Regions from separate parts of the Homo sapiens genome. Here all the other regions are linked to region 3. Evidence: read pairs that join two places in POLR2A ChIA-PET (ENCODE). Cell type or tissue: HepG2. All regions are shown on one strand.

Region 1 (5,000 bases), 80 kb after region 3:
TGTTTATTTTATTATTTTCTTTTTTCAAATAGATTTTTGTTCATGTAAAACCTGGAAATGGCTTTAAAGCGATTTGGGTTTTATAAATAATCCTCACTGTAAATAGTGCAAGGACAACATGAAACGTTTCCAGGAGGCAGCAGCCCCTGCCCCGGCCCTCCCCCTGCCCGCTCTCAGCCCCTTCCCCCTGCCTGCTCTCAGCCCCTTCCCCCTGCCCTCCCACTGCCTGCTCTCAGCCCCTGCTCCAGCCCTGCCTCTGCCCGCTCTCAGCCCCCTCCCCCTGCCCTCCCCCTGCCCCTCTCTGGATAGTTGGCCCCCGAGGGTGGGTGCCTGGCCTGCCAGCGCTTCCTCCTTCACTTAGGTCCCTCCTGATGTCCTGTGGGGGCCACCCCCCACCCTATCCGCCACGTGTGTCCCCTCCCTCACTGCCCACTCTTGGCTAAAACCACAGTCACTGCTTGTCATGGCTGGGCCTTGTACACACAGCATTCCCCTAATCTTCCAGCCCGACGCTGCTCTCTGGAGGCTCAGCCTCCTCCTTCCAGGACACGACCCCCGCCCTCTGCCACACTCCACAGCGTGCTGAGAGGGCCAGACCCATTCCCCATGTCTTCCCACGGGGCAACCCCTTGGTGGGCTGTGGGCCTCCCATTCTGGGTGGTCCTGGCCCTGCCCTTAGCCAGCCTGGCCTCCCTGGGCCACCCTCTGCTGAGCGGCTGCCCCCGCCAAGGCTGAAGCTGACCCCGGCCTGACCTTCTGCCTTCGGAGCTGGTCCCGCTGGCTCACGGGGTATGGCCCACGGGGACAGTGGGAACCGGGGGTCTCAGCATTCCTTCCAAAGATGCACAGCCCAGAGTAGAATGAGGTGCTCCTCTCCAGGGCAAAATTAAAGCAGGGAGCAGGGGGGTGTTCCAAAAACTCACTCATCAGAAAAGCGGTATTTTAATGCAATTCTTTTTAAAACCAGGAGTAACGCAAAAAATATCGATGACAAAAAGTCAAAATAAAAAAGGACATTCTTCTTTTCAAAAGAAGTCTTGTTTCTTTCCAGTTCATTTTCCAAAAGTCTGAGGTGGTTCGGGGCTGCCCTGGGTCCCTTCCCGTCCTCTGCCCCCGTGCGGGGCTGTGCCGTGGACGGAAGCCTCTCGCCAACGCCCAGCGGCTCCATCCCGAAGGCCCGTGAGGCTCCTGGAGCGGCTCCACCTCCCCTCCCCTTTCCCACAACCCCTCCCTCCCCATCTTGAGACCCTCCACCCTAGCAGAGGCCTCACCTCGGAGCTCCTGACCTGATGGGAGTCCACCCTCTCCCCCGCCTTGGCCAGCACCCCCTGCCCAGTTTCACCCAAAGTTCCCACTCCGCCCCGTGCGAGTCCTTTCCCCTGGGGCTGAGACAGAGGACACCAGGCAGTGTTTGAGGAGCCCCCTTCTGTGGATACCTCCCAGTGGTTATGTTGGGCGAAAAGAAGGAAAAGGGTTGGGAAGAAGCCAGTCAGCTGTCCAGTGCCCTGAGGCCTGACCCCCTCCATCCTCAGGCCCTGAGTCCTGACTGCCTCCACCCTGAGGCCCTGAGTCCTGACCATCCTCCACCCTGAGGCCCTGAGTCCTGACCATCCTCCACCCTGAGGCCCTGAGCCCTGACCCCCCTTCACCCTGAGGCCCTGGGCCCTGACCACCCACCCTGAGGCCCTGAGTCCTGACCATCCTCCACCCTGAGGCCCTGGGCCCTGACCCCCCTCCACTCTGAGGCCCTGGTCCCCGGCCTGGCTGGGCCCCCGAGCAGTGAGCAGGGCAGCAGGGCGGAGTGAGCAGGTTCCCCCAGGTGACCATCAGGTGACGCCTGGTCCTGGGCACCCTGCACCCTCTGTGCTTGGCCAGTGGTCCCTCCACTCAGCTCTCCCAGGGGCCCGGGCTGACCCTGGCTGCCCTAACCATGTCGGTGTATGGTGCCCGAGGGCTCAGGCCAGACAAGTGTCTACCAAGGGCAGCAAACGCTGGGGCACCTGGCCCGAGGCCACAGGAATAAGCAGCCTCCCGCAGAGCCTGGCATGTTGGGGGTTGAGTGCTCTCATCTCCCTGTTTAATGATTTCCTCAGCAAACACATCCTCGGGATTGCTCAAGGCTGAGGTCACTGTTCAGCTCAGCTTCCCGGGAGCCTGTGAAGACATTTGCAAAAGGGTCCACTGAAAACAGCACGGGCTGGGCTGCCAGCAACCCGGTGGGTGGGAGGGCAACCTCCAAAAAACCCTCCGGTCAGAAAACAAAATGGCAAAAAGACGTCTCCTCTGGGGGCCCGGTCCATAACAGATGCGCCTTTGAAATCCTGGGCCAGGCGTCTGTCCAGAGCAGTGAATTCTCCAAGGGAAGGCGGGGTTAGGATGCTGCACCCATCCCTGGTGGAATTCCAGGTGGAGCTGGGAAGAGCATTGCTCCCACCCACAAGAAAAAAGCTACAACTGCATGTCAACAGCGCGTGATCCGTCCAGGAGCCCGGAACCAACCTGGAAGAGGCGGGTTCCTCTGCGGGTGGGACCCTGGGCAGGTGCCCGGCCAGATCACCGTGTCAGCTGGTGAGAAGTGTGAGCTGGGGATAGTCAGCAGACTGCGGCCTGGGATGGCTGCTGGGCGGGGTGGAGATCGTGAATCTCCACCAAAGGGGGACCTGCTCACTCTGCCCTGCTCATCTGGCCCCAGAGGGACCGGGCTCTTCCCACAGTACTGGCTGAGGGAGGGGCACCCTCCGGGGCCACGGAGCCCAGGGAGGCCCGGGATGCCAGGACGTGGAGACGTGTGCTGTGAGCAGCGCACCTGGAGGAGGGGCCGGAGAACGCGGAGCACACCTGAGCCCAGGCCCACGGTGGAGGATGTCCCTCTGGGCTCTGCAGTGGGCAAGGCCAGGAGAGCTGGGAGGGACAGGTCTCTCTCTCTCCACCCCCTCAGGAGGTGAAGCCCCAGGGCCAGGCAGAGACAAGCACAAGTGCGGCTGGAGCAGCCTGAGGGTCGCCGTGGCCACAGCAGACATCAAACCAGGGGACTCCTGCAGGGCTGGGCTCAGCCCCATGGTAAAGGCAGGCAGAGGATGGGGGCTGTTAGGGGCTGAGCGGTGTCCCCCAAATCCATGCATCAAAGCCCTAACAGCCAGGACCCCAGAAGGTGACTGTATTTGGAGACAGCTTTTAAAGAGGTGATTAAGGTAAAATTCAGTCCTTAGGGCAGGCCCTGATCCAGTCTGCCTGGGGTCCTTATAAGGGGAGGGAGGACACAGACACACGGAGGGGTGGCCCTGCGAGGACCCAGGGAGGAGACGCCGCCCACAAGCCAAGGAGAGGCTGCGGGAGGAACCGGGCCTGCCACACGGGGACCTGGGACGTCCAGCCTCCAGGACGCAGAGAAACAACGGTCTGCTGAGGAAGCCGCCCGGCATGCAGCATTTGTGCTGGCAGCCCTGAGAAAACTTGAATAGGATGCTCCGCTGCTGGCATGAGAGCTGTTTTCCTGCAAGGCTGGGCAACTCCTCCACCGCTGGCGGGTGGAAAATGGGGCGGCCGCCACGTGCCTGGTTTATCCCAGAGAGGTGAGGACCTGGGTACGCGCAAGCACACAAGCCTGTGTGGCAGTGTCCACTGTGGCAATGCCAGGACAATGATGGCTGGAAAGGACCCGAAGTGCCGCCCTGGTAATGGGGTGACAGACGGGAACATCTGAGGCAGGAGGCGGTGCTCAGATACTGGACCACATTGAGGCCTAGCTAACACAGGGCAGGGGCACAGGTAGCTTTCCATGAGGCACGCCCTCCAGTGCGCCATGTCAGTTTACGGTTGCCACGGCAATACCTGGGCATTACTGCCCCTTTCCATGGCAACTACCCGACCACCCAAGAGTTACTACTCCTTCCCTAGAAGGAGTGTCCACCTCACACAAGGACCGTACTGGGGCGGCGTCCAGAAGGAGTGTCCACCTCACACAAGGACCGTGCTGGGGCGGCGTCCAGAAGGAGTGTCCACCTCACACAAGGACCGTGCTGGGGCGGCGTCCGAGAAGTGTGGGGCTGTCTGCGGCCTTGAGGGCCTCGTGGGCACAGTGCAGACTTGGACACAGGTGGCAGGACTGGGCGCTCGGAGCTGAGGACGGGTCCAGGAGATGCCGACACCAGCTAAGCTCCTGCTGTGAGACCCCGACCCCGGGGCGTTCAGGAACTCCACCCTTTCTGATCGCATCACCCTCATGGACAGCCTGCAAGTCCAGTGACGTTGTCTCCATTTCACAGATGGAGAGGCTGAGGCTTGGTGCCGAGGGCTTCCCACACATCTGGGAGTGGGAGCTGTTCTCAGGCCAAGCCACCCTGGGTCCCTGGGAACTCACTCCATCCTGTGTGATTCCCTGTGTGTCCCCTGCCCAGACCCCTCAGAGCCAAACTCAAATGGCAGCTTGGCACCAACACGTTCCCAACAAAGGGAACGTCCACCATCCCAGAACCCGCCCACTTCATTGCCCCGCACTGCTGCACACCCAGCCCTGCAGGCGGCAGCCCCAGGAGCAACAGACACCTCCTCACACACCTCCAGGTCCCCAGCGTGGCACGCAGCCTCCAAGCACCTGACCACCGTGCCAGCTCCCGGTCCACCTGGCCCAGGCCCACTCCCCTGGGTGTTGGCAGGAGCCCCGCCTGGACTCTCACACCCCAGGCCTCCAGTCTGCACCAGCATCTGCAAGCCCAGATCCTTCTATGGCCCTCCCAGCTGAGGACACACCCCAGGCCTCGCAGGGCCTGCTGGTCTCTGCCAACACCTGCAAAGCTCTCTGCGCCTCTGCCCGGCAGCCTCCTCCTTCCCGCAACTCCACCTCAGCCTCGGGACATTTGCCCAGCGTCCCCTCTGTCAATCCACTCTCCCCTGGGTCTCCGTGCCCCCAGTGTCACCTGAACATCCCCTTGCTGACCTGCTGTGCAGCCAGGTCCCCACCATAAGCACTGTCATTACGCCACTGTGTGGGTGTCTGCCTT
Region 2 (5,000 bases), 53 kb after region 3:
TCACCTGCACGGGAGGAAGGCCCAGGACAGCAGTGGGGCCCGTCCAGTTTCCCTGTCCCCGAGGCCTCACCCGGTGCCCATGAGGACAGAGGGATGGACGCGTGAGGGGTCAGGGGATGTGGGGCTTCCCGCCCTCCAAGTGCCTAAAGCTCACACTGCAGTTTAAAAGTTCACTCGTGTTTGGCCATACACAGTGCAGATTGCCTGTGTTAACGTTTGCGTGTGCCTGCAACTGTGAATATGAGGTCCTTTTTTCCATTGCATTTTCTGGCTGGTGAGCATGAGGGAGTGGGAGGTATAGCCCCTTGAGGGACTCCTGGGGCTGCAATGGGGAGTGCCGGAGGAGGCATTAAAAGCTGAGCTGAGGAAGGCATCTCCCTGGGGCTGCGAACCCTGGGAAGGTTCAGTGGGGTTGGCCCTGCCCCTAGCTGCTTCCAGTGCAGGGGCAACCCACGCACAGACCCCGCTCCATGCCGCTCTCCTGCTCTGCGCCCAGACTAGCCCGCCTTCCCAGGGCCTGCAGGGCTGGCCCCCACCCCCTCAGATGCCCTAAGCCACCTCTGCTGCCAGGATGCTCCCCTCCCTGTCCATCTGCTCGGCTTCTCATTCCTGGGCTATGCCCCGGGTTCCCAAAGGCTGGGACCCTCAGGCGCACTGTCCTAGGCCCCACACCTCTCTGTGGCCCTCTGGGCAGCTGGTGGACTACAGCTTTGCCGTCTGATTCCCCGGCTGCAAATCCAAGCTCTGTGCTGCTCAGCTGTGCAGCCTCCCTGTGCCTCAGTTTCCTGCTCTGTCAAGTAGGGATAGTGGTGGCACCTATTCATGGAGTTGTGTGGCCAGGCTGTGCTCACAGCCAACAGCCGTGGAACATGACACAGAACATGCTAGTTGGGGGAACTGCTCTTCCATACTTGGTGTGAAATAATGAGGCTATTTTGTTCCATCATCTTTTGTTCCGTCATATTCCACCCAGGCCCCTCGCCTACCTGGGGGCTCTGGCTCGATGGTCCCCCCGGGCAGCAGAGGCTCGGGTACCAAGGAACATGTGGCCAGTGGTGGAACGGCTGGATCCCCGGATCTTGGCTCTGACCTGAGCGAAGCTCTCAGTCCTGGAATTGGCTGTGAATCCAGGTTCTCTGTGTGGACGGGGCCCCGGTTCACAGAGCAGCCAGGAATGGTCGCTAGTCATCACTGGTCAGATTTGTTGGCGGGAGGTCACTCATGTGTCCACCACACACAAAAAGCAAAACAAAGCATGGAGAGAAGGGGCTTGGAGAAGGTGGCCTGATGGGGGCCGCGGCTGCTCCGGGAGAGGCTGCCCCTTGTGCTTCGAGCCTCACCCATCGGGCAGCATTTGTGCAGCTGGGCCCTTCCCGGCATCAACCACCAGGCCCGAGTGTGGGGCCCGAGTTGCTGGCTGCCCTGAGTGCCCTGGTCCCTGGGGCCCCCATGGGAGATCAAGGGGCTCAGGAGAGGGCATGGGACTCAGGAGGTCCCGGGGCAGCTCCCCCTTCAGGCAGATCAGGGCTGCTTTTCGCTTCACATATTGGGCCTCGTTTATCCCAGTGCTGCCGTGTACGAAACGGATTGAAGACTTTGAAAACCACAGGACCCCGGGGGCCTGTCTATTCCTTCCACGTTGGACATGCTGTGAAACCAGGACTCTCCACCCAGCAGCCCACAGGTGCGGCAGGGGCCAGCTCGCTGTCTTGCTCCTGACACCCCCCGTGCCCTGAGAGTGCCCGGCGTGTGGGAATATGCATTCAGTGGTCAAGCAATCCTAAGCTGGCTGGTGAAGAGAGAAATGAGTGGTGTGGGCCTGTGTGTGTCCGGCCCCACGCAGCCGGAAAGCGTCACCAACAGTGAGACCGAAAGCAAAAAACTGAACATTCTTGTTCTGCGAAAGAACGTCTGATTGGAAAAACATGCTCCCAGCTGCAGGAGCTGAGGGCAGCTGTGAAACGCGCCGGCTCGGCGTGTTTGACAGTGGAACCGCTTCGCAGTCCTGGAGTCGGAGCCTCGCTGATTGCGATCGCGGACACGTGGCCACTTCCCTGAGCGAGAAATCATGGCTTTTCCGGGACTTAACGTTCTCATTCTTTTCACTGCTATATTTTGAAATTTAAAACTTAGAAGACAAAGTTGCGAGGATAGAGAGGGAGCACCTCACTCGGACTCACTAACTTTGTGCATTTTGCCCCATTTTCTTTATCACACTTCCTCTCCCTCACTCAAAAGTGTTTTTAGAACCAAAAAAAAAAAAACAAGTAGGCGCGCAGAGGCCAAGGGAAAAACTTCCCCTTTGCCCTCGGAAGTTTCACTGGAAAATCAACTCACAGAAGGCAGATTAACTGGAGGAAAGGCTGACATGTGTTCTAATGTGCATAGCATGGAGGATCTTAGGAGGACGATTACCCCAAACCCCGGGGGGCCACAGACGGCCATGCACCCTTCTTCTTGGGGGAAAGGAGATGGGGCAGTGTGGGTGACTTTAGGGTGGTAGTAAATGATTTTTAGGGAATTCAATGGGCTTGAAGCACGGACAATGGCCTGGAACAAAGTCCGCTGGAGCAGACAATGGTTGTGACATTTGCCAGGTGTGTTGACAAACCTCGGCCTTTCTTCTTGCGATAGAAGCTCAGTTAATGGAAACGCAGGGAGGGGATTCCGGGTCATTGTTTTCTTCTTTGGCCGGTAGGGACTTCAGGCAGATAAGGGAGATTCAGGGAACAACTTCGTGCTTTGGGAGAGACAGGAGCAGGGAGGTCAGAGAGACCTTGAGGCTGCCTCGGTTCACATCAAAGCTGTATCTCAGGTACCAGCTTCTGAGCCCCAGCAAGGCGGGGTCACCATGTCCACTCCCCACTGTGGACCTCAGCGTGTGCCTGCAGGGAACGCCCCTTGGTGTAATCACCTAATGATGTGATACAACCATCTAGCGGGCAGTCCATTTCCCATTCTTGTCCACTGTCCCAGTAATGTTCCTTCCCACCCAAGGGTGCAGTGCAGGAGCACGCGTGGAATTTAACCGTCATGTCTCCAATCTCCCTGAACCCAGAACACTCGCCTGAACTCTCCTGTCCTTTTGGACCTTGGTGGTCTCTCCAGCGCCCCTTATTGGCAGTCTAAGGGGATGCTGGCAGGCTGAGCAGAGATGTGGTTTGTGGGGTCCCAGCCCCGGCAGCTCAGGATGGGGTCCGGAGGGTGGGTTTGGGTGGAAGACCACACCTTCATAACAGGCACCCTCTCCAAACTGCACGACTCTCATTTGTCTCACCTTGTGGCATTGGCTATAATTTCCAGTACGGCATTGAACAGAAGTGGCCAGGCAGACAGCCTCACCCCGTTCACAGAGTGAGAGGGACACTGTTAGGGAGGCCCAGCCCAATGGCCACATTTTCACTTGATTACCTCTGTAAAGATCCCATTCTCCAGATACAGTCACCTTCCAAGATGCTGGGGTTAGGATGTGAATTTTGGCAGTAGGGAGTGGGGCAAATTCAGGACAGAGCAGGAATTCTCCCCTCTTCCTCTGTCTTCTGAATGAGTTTGTGTAAGGTCGGCATTCCACCATCACATCTGATTTTAGCTGTAGGCTCCTCATACGTGGCCATATCATATGGAGAAAGTTTCACTTTGTTCTTAGCCTGTCTCGAGTTCTTATCTGTGATAATGGGTGTTGCTTTTTTGTTGAATGATTTCTCTGCATTTATTGAATGATCATGTTTTCTGCTTCTGTGAATGACACTGATTGATGCTCAAACAGTAAACGGCTCTTGCATTCCCGGCGGAAGCACGTTTGGTCGTGGTGTACCATTTACTTCCCTTGCTGGCCGTGATTGCTAACATCTGGTTGAGTGTTTTGTGTCTGTGTTGATGTGCGGGACGTTCCCCAATTGTGTTTTATCATAATGTCTTTGTCAGGTGTCGTCTCAGGCTTACATCCGCCTGGTACAACGCACTAGGGATTTTATTAGTTTGTTTGGGCTACCTTAAGAATGCGCAGAACTGGTGGCTCGAACAGGCACTTCCTTCTCACAGTCCCGGAGCCTGGGGTCTGAGATCAAGGAGGGGCAGGGCTGGTGCCTGGGGTCTCTCCTTGGCTTGCAGACACCATCTTCTCCCTGTGTCCTCACAGGGCCGTCCCTCTGTGTGTGTCCGTGCCCTCATCTGCTCTTCTTACGAGGACGCCAGCAGACTGGGCCAGGGCAACCCTAATGACCACATTTTAACTTAATGACTTCTGTAAAGATCCCCTCTCCAAATACAGTCACCTTCTGAGATGCTGGGGTTAGGGTATGAATTTTGGCAGCAGGGAGGGGGCAAATTCAGGCCATGGCAGACGTTCTCCCTTCTTCTGTTTTCTGAATGAGTTTGTGAAAGATCAGCATTATTTCTTCCCTACGTATTTGATACAACTCACCATAAAACCACCAGGGCGTGCAGTTTTCTTTGTGGAAGGAGTTTGATAACGAATTCAGTTATTAAAAGTAGACATAAGGCTATCCAGATTTTCTATTTCATTTCATGCTGATTTTGGTAAGTTGTGTTTTTCAGAAATTTGTGTCACCCAACGTTGTTAAATTTACTGACAAAGTTGCTCATAAAGTTTTATTATTATCCTGTGCTGTCTCAAGGATCCACATTGATATTCTTTCTTTCAGTCTACATATTGGCAATTTGTGTCTTCTCTCTCTTTTTTAAATCGATCTTGCTTGACAGATAACAATTTTAACAACTAAAAAAATCAATTTTGGGTTTGTTGATCTTTTTATCTGTTTTGTATTTCAATAATTTCTGCTACTACTTTCATTATTTATTTTCTACTTTTTGGGTTTAATTTGCTTATCTCTTTTATGCTACTTATATTGGAAACTTATATTATTGATGTTAAGCCTTTCTTTGTTTCTAATCTTAAGTATTTAAAGCTATAAATTTCCCTCTAAGCACCCTTTGCCTGCATTTCCACAAATTCTTACATTCTGCATTTTCATGATGAT
Region 3 (5,000 bases):
GGCAGGGCCAGCTCCATTGTCTGTGTGCCTGGGCCGCAGGCCCCTGAGCTCTGCTGGCCACTCCAGGGTGCCATCTCTAAAGGGACCAGAAAAATGAGGAAAAACAACTCCACACATTAAGAAATATACCCCATGGCTGGGCACAGTGGCACACGCCTGGAATCCCAGCACTTTGGGAGGCCGAGGCAGGTGGACCACCTGAGGTCAGGAGTTTGAGACCAGCCTGGCCAACATGGCAAAACCCCGTCTCTACTTTAAAAAAAAAAAAAAAATTAGCCAGGCGTGGTGGCCCACACCTGTAGTCCCAGCTACTCAGGAGGCTGAGGCAGGAGAATCGCTTGAGCCCGGAAGATGGAGGTTGCAGGGCGCCAAGATCACGCCACTGCACTCCAGCCTGGGCAACAGAGCCAGACTCCATCTCGAAAAAAAAAAAAAAAAGAAATATACCCCCAGTTAAAGAAATATCATACCCCCAGTTAAAGGCTGACCATAAACAATAAAAGTACGCAAAATAGGACATCCAGAGCTGAAAGCATCAACAGACAAAAAGCTACGGGGAAAGAGAATGCACCTGCAGGGCAGTGGGCACGAGCCACAAACCCGGCATTCCCAGAGAAGCACGACGGCCCCTTAGTGCGTGAAAAAGTTCACCCACACGGTGAACGCCACGTTCCCAGAGAAACACGACGGCCCCTTAGTGGATGAAAATGTTTGCCCGCATGGCAATGGGGACTCACAAAACAGAACTCTGAGATGATATTTTCCATCAACCAAATTAGCAAGGTTTTTAAAAGACAGGATCCAGCCTGGCCGTTTGGGCCGCAGAGCTGTGTGTAAATGAACGTCGCCCATCAGAAGCGAGGCCCTCCCCTCTCCTGCAGGTCCCTGACCACAGCCTGCCCCCCCCCCACCCCCCGCCATCAGCCCTGACTCTGGCTGGGGTGACACCCAAGATAAGAGCTGTGAGAAGACGAAGCCCTCGCCTGTGTCAGCGATAAGGGTGCACTGTTCCCTATGACTGCTCACTCACAGCGCCGGGCCCTCCAGAGCCTGTGTCAGCGATAAGGGCACGCTGTTCCCTGTGACTGCTCGTTCACAGCGCCGGGCCCTCCAGACTGTGGGCGTCTGAGGCTTACTCCGGGCCCTTCAGACTGTGGGTGTCCGAGGCTCATTGTGGTGTTTCCTTCTCTTCTCGGGCAGGCACGGCCTCTCGCACACAGAAGGTGCTCAAAAATGCACACAGGAAAAAGGAATCAAAGGCCGGGTGGACCAAGAACAGTGGCTGGGCTATCCCCAAGCAGCTGGCGGGGGCCTCGCCACCCATCAGCCCACAGCCCTGGGCTCTGAGGTTCTCCACTAATGCCAGCCCCCAATCCTGCTGGCCTCTTTAGCCCCAGCATGGAAGAGGTCACAGACACTGGCTCCATGGGGTCACCTGGCATCGGGGAAGGCAGAGCCACTGCAGACGATGTCCTGCCCCTGGATAACACCCTGCACTGGCAGCTGCAGGGCTGGGACTTCGCCACAGGCCCACGGAGTTCCTGGGACACTACCCCTGTCTCTCCCATGCCCCTCCCTGCCACAGGGAGAGGCCAGATGTCCCGCCCAGCTGCAGCGTCCACCTGAATTGAGTGATTCCTCCCAAAACAAAGTCTCCTGTTGTCTAAGTTGAAACATGGAAGGAAGGTCTCTCTCGGTTCCTGAGGCCATAGGGTGTGTGGACTCGGGCCTGCCCAGGTGTGTCCAGACGAGGCCTCCAGAGCAGCCGAATCAGAGGCTCTTCCTGAGCCCTCATGCTCCAGGACCGGAGATGCCAGACGGCGTGAAGCCGCCACCAAGATGGGCTGCCGGCCCAGGAGCTATGTCCAGCCTGGCTTTCCCATCAGCTCACGTCACCCCAAAACAGACAGTGCCTCTCCTGCCCCCAGGAGCAGCTGTGCTGGCAGGTTCTCTGCAGACAGAGGAGTCCGAGCTGCTGAAACTTGACCCTGTCTCACAATCTCTAAGCACAGATTCCAGAGAGGCCTAACTGCGGCAAATGTTGAAGCTGCTCAACGGAACGGTGGGGAAATACAAAAGCATGGACTTCAGACCAAAAATAAATGAGCAAACGAACAAACGGCTGCGGGGGTGGGTGCGAGTTCCGCCACCGTAACCAATCACGCTCCCTCCTCCTGCCGTTCCCACTGGCCTTCCTCCCTGTGGCTCTGGCCCAGTGTCTGTCTGCAGGGGTCCCCGCAGGGTCAGCCCTTGACCCCCCACCAGTGCCCGGCCCCAGCACCAGCGTGTGCCCACTCGCAAGCCTGCTGGCCTTCTGGAAGCCGGCGTGGTGAGAGCCAAACCGCCACCCAGCCTGGTGCTGGTGCCTGCCCTGCCCATCACAAGGCTCCTGTGGGAACGAGGGGCCCACAGGGGATCAGCCCCGAGGTGGCGAGGTGACCCCATCTGCCACCATGAAATGCCAGAAAGTGCCAGAAAGATGCAGGGGCTTGAGAATAATTCCCCTTTCCACGGCTCCTGTGGAAGAAGCCAGAAAGGCCGTGCCGGGGCCTGCCCGCGCCGGAGGAGCTGCGGGGGGAAGGCGTGCTCCTGCAGGCACGGGGCACAGACACTTCCCCTGCAGCCTCCACATTTCATCTGACTCAGCGCATCCGTGATCAAAAGCTCCTCCTGACAGCCCTTCTGCAGAGGCCCAAACTCGCCATCTAAAACGTTACCGCCAGGGCCGGTAAGCACCGCTCCCTCACTCTCTGTGGCCCCGGGCAGCGCCAGGGGACAACACAGATCAGCTCCCTGCCTGGGCTGGCTGTCTCCTCACGTGACACGGGATCTGGCACAAAGATCCAGTGTGTGGTATGTGGCTTTTACACAATTGCCAGCGGCCGCTCACAGAACCCCTAGAGGAAGCAGCCACTCCCGCCCCGGGGTTAAGGAGGGGAAACTGAGGCAGCAAGGCTGGTGACAGCCACTGGCCGTGGAGCAGGGTCTGCGCTCAGGCACCAGATGGCAGGGCTTCACTTGCCTGGCACTCCGCTGCCTTGGACAGGTCCTGGCCTATGACCGCCTGGTGCAGGGCTCTGGCCTGTGACCGCCCAGTGCTGGCCCTGGCAAGGCTCCCAGCAGGCGGGTCTCAGCTGCCCAGTCATTCTGGGCAGGTGCCTGGGCCTTGAAAAGGGCCTTAGACCCCAAACTCCCAGGCCTGGGAGGCCTTGGATAAGAGGAGCACCCAAGCCCAGAGGCCACAGAACACCCCACAGTGCCCCAAACTGCTTTCAGGATCTTCATGGGCCACAGTATTTCAAAATGTACCAAATATCATCATCGTATAAGGGCGCCCAACATGCATTTTAGTTTCCCAGGATTCTGCCCCTGCCCTGCACAGCACCATACGAGGGAATATCTGTCTCAGACCCTGCGCCGTCTGCCACTGGCCAGCCGCTGAAATCTCGCTGTGGGGTTGGGCCTGGCCAGGCCTGTCGTCTTGTTCTCTGACAGGCACCCGCTAACAGACAGCCTGGAGGGTGGCAGCTCTGACTGGCCCTGGCAGGCACTGGGGTGGCCCCTTCTCTGCATGGTCCAGTGCCCCATGCCGGGGGTGGGGTGAGGGCCATGGCCAGCCCCTCCAGACACAGCCACAGCCAGCTTTGTCCCTGCCAGCCTCTGCACCTGACCCCTGAGCACTGGTGGGGAGCCAGTGCCGGCACAAAGGCCCAGTTGGCTGGCACACCCTCCTCTGCAGGCCTGGGGCTGAGAGAGGAAGAGACTTGCTGGAGGTTTCAGGTGTTGCCCCACTCCATCCCCCACAGCTGTGAGGTTCTTTGGATCCCTAGGCTTCACCTGGAGAGTTCCAGGGTGGCCTCGGGTCTCCAACATACGCTCCACAGCCAGACCCAGCCGGGTCTCCTTCCTGAGCAGAAGCAGGCACCCCTCCCCCAACACAGTGAGCGGGGGTGGGAGGGTGTTGTGGGGGCCCCTCTCTCCGAGCTGCCTGCATACTCCCTGCCCCCACACAATCAGCGGGGGCTGGGGAGGGTGTTGTGGGGGCCCCTCTCTCTGGGCTGCCTGCAGGCTGCAGCTTCTACCCCAGCCCAGCCCCTACTGTCTGTTCCCAGCAATCAGGAGCTGCTCCCAGGGCGGTGGTGCTGTTGATCATACCACAGGATCCCCTGGCACTCCCGGGGCCCAAAGAACCCAGCCCCCAGCCTTTTCAACAATCCAGGTGAAGACAGAACAAGGCACTCTGAGGGAGGAAGACTTTGTGTGGATGCAGCATGACTGTGAGAATCACACGCCTGCGGGGGGCATGTGTGTGCACACACATGTGCACTTTTGTGTGTGTGTGCATGTACACAGTTGTGCCCCTGCACTTCGCGTGACTGGGAATGTGCACCTGTGTGCACAATTGTGCATGCCCGTGTATGCATGTGCCTTGCACTTTTAAATGGAGCAGCAGCAGGTGAAGTGGGGCTCTCCTGGACTGGCCCCCAGTGTCTGGCGCCTGCACTCTGGAGCAGGGCAGTTCACTCCTTCTAGGTTTTCCTACAGAGGACTTCCCCTGCTCTGCTTTCATTTACAGGAAAACAGGAGTGCCCTGAAAAACAAGTTTTGCTGAAATTCAAAACTATCTTCCAAAGTCCTTGCATCTGAATCCTGAAGACTCCCCAGTGGGTGAGCCCAGAAACAAGACCACCTTCTACGCGGGAGGGTCTCTCGTTACCTAGGCGCCGTGTGCCCTGGGGTGAGCCACACCCACGGAACCCAGGTCACTGAAGCCCAATCCCTGCAGGGCTTCAGAGGGAGTGGGAAGTGAGGCGCAGGGACCCTGCCTTGTACCCACATCACTGGGCTCTGTGCTGACCACCAGACAGGAGGAGGTCCTAGTGGTGAGCAGGGGCAGGACATGCATCTTCTGGGGGCTGCAGGGAGGCAGGGGTAGAGCTTGATGCCATGGTGGAGTGTAGGAGAGGCTCAGAGACAAGGAGACTCATGAGACCAGGCTC
Region 4 (5,000 bases), 100 kb after region 3:
TGGGCCACTCTGGTGTGGGTGTTGATGGTGAGGGAGGCTGCATGTTTGTGGTGGAGCAGAGGGTGCATGGGAACTCTGTACTGCCTGCTTGATTTTACTGTGAACCTAAACCTTCCCTAAAAAGTAAAGTCTATTTTAAAAAGCGAAGAAGGACAAGCTGCGTTAATGGACATGCCTAAGAAAACTAGAGTAAATGAAGCAGGAATAGCGAAATAAGTCAACGGAGCAGAGATGAGAGGGCAGGAAAACACGCACATGCATGTTTATATGTGTGTGGTTACATGAGAGAAAGAGAGAAGTTTATTCTGAGGAGTTGGCTCACATGATTTTGGAAGCTGAAAAGCCTCACGATCTGCCATCTGCAAGCCAGAGACCTAGGAGAGCCGGTGTTGTGGTTCCAGTTTGAGTTGAAGGCCTGCACATGAGTGGGGCTGTGGGTTCAAGTCCCAGCTGGAGGACAGGAGAAGGTGCCACCTCTCAAGCAGTCAGGCAGAGAGATAATTCTCCCTTCCTCTACCTTTTTGTTTGTTTGTTTTGAGATGAAGTTTTGCTCTTGTCGCCCAGGCTGGAGTGCAATGGCGTGATCTCTGCTCACTACAACCTCCACCTCCCAAGTTCCAGCGATTCTCCTGCTTTAGCCTCCCAAGTAGCTGGGATTACAGGCACCTGCCACCATGTCTGGCTAACTTTTGTATTTTTAGTAGAGATGGGGTTTCACCATGTTGGTCAGGCTGGTCTCGAACACCTGACCTCAGGTGATCCGCCCGCCTCAGCCTCCCAAACTGCTGGGATTACAGGCATGAGCCACTGCTCTGTGATGGGCTGGTGGGCAAAGGCCTATCTCGCATCTTCAGGAGACTCTAAGCCTCTAAGGGTGCCTCTGAAGCCCTGGAGGAGCCTTCTCAGAGCCATCTGAGGCTTCCTAAGTCCAAGGGCCAGGGAGCTGACTCATCCCTGCTCCCTGGGAGGAGAGGCAGGTGCCAGGGGGCCAACCAACGGTGACAAGCCTCCCACAACCTCTGCCAGGTGGCGGGTCTGTCTCCCGGAACTGCAAGCCTCTGCCTCCAGAGCAGACCGGGCAGCTGGTGGACACGGACTTACCTGGGCTGACCTGGGCTGAAAGTCATCTTGGGACAGCAGAAGCGGATGAGTTTGTCTAGGCTTCCGCCCTTCTGCAGGCTCTGGGACAGGCCAGGGTGCCCAGCCATGCATCAGGGTCTATGGGTCTGCTACGGAGCAGCCCGGTTCTCCGATGTCCTCACCTGGCTTCTGGGGATTTGGTCCTTAGGGTGGCACCTAGGAAGCAGAGGCCGGGCTGAGCTCGGGCACCGCCATCCTAGAGCTGCCCCCACCTGCCCAGCTCCCCCAGAACACCCTCCCCACCCACCTCCACCTGTGGACATGCTGAGTGTGTGGGGGCTTGTATGTGTGTATATGTGTGTGCACATGTGTGGGCACATGACTGCATATGCATGTTTTGCATGTGTGTACACGTGTGGATGTGTGTGCACATGGCTGTGTGTGCATGTGTGACTGCAAGTGTGTGCACCCGTGTATGGATGTGTGTGGATGTGTGTTCATGTGTATGGATGTGTGTATGGATGTGTGTGTGCACATGGCTGTGTATGCATGTGTAATTGCATGAGTGTGCATGTGTGTGTAAGCATGTGCATGTGCACATACGTGTTCCCAGAGTGTCTCCATTACCCAGGATGGTGCCTGGAAGGGTGTGCAGTCCCATCTCTAGCCAGGGCCACCCCTTGCAGTCCAGGCCTAAGGCCAGCGTCGCTCACAGGCCCTGCCCCTTTCGTCGACAGTATCTGGGGATCCCGGGCTCTCCAGGGCGGGCAGGCTGCCTTGGGGATGAGAAGCGGCTGGTTTCCCGGGGGCAGCCCTTTGACCTTAGTTGGGTCACTGCCCCCTTCTGGGATTCCGTCTCCTCTCCCATTTAAGGACAAATAGGTCTTTCCCATGTGAGATGCGGTGCCTGGCCAGGGCAGGGATGCAGATATTGACCCTAACTTTGTTCAGAGGCTGGGCTTCCCCGGCCCTGAGCCAAGAGGAAGCCCCGTCCAGAAGCCAGGAAGCAGCAGCAGGGCCAGCCCTGGCACTGCCCAGGTCTCCCCACCTCGGCTCTGCTCAGCGCTGGCCTGGAGAAAACAGAACGGCAGCTGTCGGGGCTGGTCCACGAAGTGTTGTTGTTTTGTTTTTAATTTTCTGATCAGGGTAGAGAGAACTAAAAGTTCAGGAAAAAACAGGTATTTTTGGAAATGGTAAAAGCCGTGACTCATCACTGGTAACTCATCTTCCTACAGATAAGTCAGACGAGCTTTTCTCTGAGCAGCTGGAATGTCCCCTAGTCCTCAGTTTTGTGAAATTTGAATAAAATACGCTCCTTTGGGTCAAGGTGAGAGTCTGCATGTGTCCTGGGGCTGTGGTAACAAAGTGTCATGAGCTTGGTGCTTTCAGCATCAGAAATGTGCTCTCCAGGTCCGAGGCCGGAGTCTGAAAGGAAAGTGTCACGGGGCCACCTCCCTCCAGGGGGCGCCAGGGGCTGCCAGGCGGATCCTTCCTGCCTCCTCCAGCTCTGGGAAGCCCCGGAGTCCCTTGGCTGGATTGCGCCCTGTTCTCTTCTCTCTCCTAAGGACCCTTGAGATGTCATCTAGGTCCCCCCTCCAATAGACCAGACCCTCTCCTTGCCTCAAGAGCCTGACCTCACCTCACCCACAAGACTCCCTCTTAGACAGGGTCCCATCCACAGGCTCCAGGGGTCAAACACGATGTAGGGGCGGCTAAGCTGGAGGAGGGCCAAGGCTGCTGGGGGGCACCAGTGCCGTGGACTTCAGGAAAAGGGTCCCTTGCGGGAAGAGGGGATCAGCCGCCACCCTGCCCACGGTGCCACAGGACCCTTTCTGCCCCCCAGCGGCACGAGACAGCAGGCAGGCAGCAGTTGTCTGCAGATGGCAGCCTGGGCTCAGGAAGAACAGAGCGCCAGGCCCAGCCCAGCCTGCCAGGCACTGCCCCAGGTACTCTGGCCCCGCCGGAGGCCCCAGCCTACAACTGAACTTCGGCTCCACATTTCAGACCCACGATTTTGCAATCTCCTCCAGTGTTTATCAGAGGCTCTCCCCACTGCCCCAGCACACTGTAAACTCCCAGGGCCCACCCGGCTCTCAACTGTGGTTTTGAGGGCAGTTTCAACAATGCTCCCAGTGCGGGTTTGTGGCCAGGCAGTTCACGGAGCTCCCACCGGCTGCCATTCCTCACACACCAGGACATTCCCTCCTGCTGTGCCCAAATGCATCTTGGGTCCCACTGTGCGAGGACGAGAGTAGGGCACGGGCAGCCCGTGAGTGGGGCAGGTGAGAGATAGACCCTGAAGTCCCACTGCCCAGCAAGCCCCTGCTGTCATGAGGCCGCAGCTCTGCTGGGGCTGGCCGGCTGGGCTGTGGGCGTGAACATGTGAGTAAATGTCCTTAGGGAATGGGTTGCGTGTCTTCACTGTTCCACACAGAGCATTTCGTCTTTTTGTGCATTTCTACGTGTGCATTCCTGGTGTGTATTTGCACATCTGCCATCTGTGTGTGTTCTGGAGTGTGTCTGTACACGTATGTTCCTGGTGTATTGTTCATGCATATTCCTGGAGTGTGTCTGTGTATGTGTGTTCCCGGTGTGTATTTGCACATGCATGCATATTCCTGGAGTGTGTCTGTGCACGTGTTACTGGTGTGTATTTGCACAAGTATGCATATTCCTGGAGTGTGTCTGTGCACGTGTGTTCCCGGTGTGTATTTGCACAAGTATGCATATTCCTGGAGTGTGTCTGTGCACGTGTGTTCCCGCTGTGTATTTGCACATGCATGCATATTCCTGGAGTGTGTCTGTGCACGTGTGTTCCCGCTGTGTATTTGCACAAGTATGCATATTCCTGGAGTGTGTCTGTGCACGTGTGTTTCTGGTGTGTATTTGCACATGCGTGCATATTCCTGGAGTGTGTCTGTGCACGTGTGTTCCTGGTGTGTATTTGCACAAGTATGCATATTCCTGGAGTGTGTCTGTGCACGTGTGTTCCTGGTGTGTATTTGCACATGCGTTCATGTTCCTGGAGCATGTCTGTGCACGTGTGTCCCTGATGTGTATTTGCACGTGCACGCATGTGTGTGCTTGTGCACCCCGGCTCCGTCTTCCTCTCGTCCTCTCTGCCCGCCGCCCTCCTGGGCCAGACTCTCCTGTTCTGAGTGGAAGGCAACGAAGGCCTGGGTTGCACAGGCCCGTCTGGGGTCACAGGCATGTCAGGGCCGCCTGCTCCTAAACCTCCTGCACTGAGATGGGAATGGGAGGGGAGGCTGGCGAGGGCTCCTTCGGTTCAGACGCCTCCTCCCAAATGAACGGCAAATGTCAAATGCAGCCCTAAGGAAAATAGTTCCCACACCTAATCATGTCCGGGAGAGGTCGGTGGGGGGGCGCCGGGAGCACATGCTGGGTGGGAACAAGGGCCCTTTGTGTGCCATGGGCAGCTGTGGCCGCAGCAGCGAAGCTAAGTGGACCGGCTGTCTGGCCGCCTGGCTGCCCGGAGACAAGCGCTCTCCTTGTTGCGTCAGCGCCCGAGCCCAGCCCCTGCCTGGGCTGCGGGGGAGTCTGGGACACTGGCTGCAGGGAGGGGCACGTTCTCACTCGTGGAACATTCTCAGGCCAAGACAGTCACAAATGGGGTCACTTCTGATGGTGCTCAGCTGCCGCAGCGGCGAGCCATGAATCGCCCACGCTAGCTTTGGCTGGGGCAGAGTCCTAGGGCCTGAGTGAGAGATGAAGCAGGAGGGACAGTGGACCAGCCAGGCTCCCTGCGAGGTCCTCCCCATGTCACCTGAGGATGGGGCAGCAAGGGTGGCCTGAGGTACCCTGCAGCCTCTGTAGGCACCCCTTCCTCTGTTGCCTGGCCTGAGCACAGCTGCCCTAGGACCAGCAGAGCCTGCACCTCACCGCTCCCTCCCGCAGAGGGT

What was found. ChIA-PET counts read pairs that join two places held together with the same protein. Peaks named below come from ENCODE experiments on the same cell type or tissue, not always from the same donor. Only the 100,000 strongest peaks of a DNase experiment are listed, where the experiment ranks them.
Region 1: POLR2A ChIA-PET joins it to region 3 with 15 read pairs; 4 of 35 experiments call an interaction of 5 or more read pairs at or near these places.
Region 2: POLR2A ChIA-PET joins it to region 3 with 10 read pairs; 5 of 35 experiments call an interaction of 5 or more read pairs at or near these places.
Region 4: POLR2A ChIA-PET joins it to region 3 with 10 read pairs; 7 of 35 experiments call an interaction of 5 or more read pairs at or near these places.

Annotation. Positions count from the first base shown.
Region 1 is chr21:45,327,325-45,332,324 of GRCh38, reverse strand. No RefSeq gene overlaps it. Among named protein-coding and RNA genes, the nearest start is that of LINC00316, 12 kb to the left of the region's middle. RefSeq lists enhancers at 1,586-2,307, 4,964-5,000, 4,474-5,000. In HepG2, no CTCF peak of the experiment used is centred here; a DNase peak (open chromatin) is centred at 2,084; H3K4me3 peaks cover 1,162 bases.
Region 2 is chr21:45,354,576-45,359,575 of GRCh38, reverse strand. No RefSeq gene overlaps it. Among named protein-coding and RNA genes, the nearest start is that of LINC00316, 15 kb to the right of the region's middle. RefSeq lists an enhancer at 863-1,516. In HepG2, CTCF peaks have their summits at 1,518 (motif pointing left) and 3,095; DNase peaks (open chromatin) are centred at 2,635 and 3,085.
Region 3 is chr21:45,407,676-45,412,675 of GRCh38, reverse strand. The region is part of intron 2 of COL18A1 (collagen type XVIII alpha 1 chain); the gene reads right to left. It overlaps COL18A1-AS2 (COL18A1 antisense RNA 2), which reads left to right and starts at 2,611. Exons shown (of 4, transcript NR_052004.1): 1 at 2,611-2,728; 2 at 4,113-4,219; 3 at 4,577-4,668. RefSeq lists enhancers at 3,132-3,924, 3,925-4,716. In HepG2, no CTCF peak of the experiment used is centred here; DNase peaks (open chromatin) are centred at 2,045 and 2,815; H3K4me3 peaks cover 2,905 bases.
Region 4 is chr21:45,306,752-45,311,751 of GRCh38, reverse strand. No RefSeq gene overlaps it. Among named protein-coding and RNA genes, the nearest start is that of LINC00205, 21 kb to the right of the region's middle. RefSeq lists enhancers at 3,927-4,732, 4,733-5,000. In HepG2, CTCF peaks have their summits at 2,542 (motif pointing right) and 2,940; DNase peaks (open chromatin) are centred at 2,541, 3,081 and 4,531; H3K4me3 peaks cover 1,544 bases.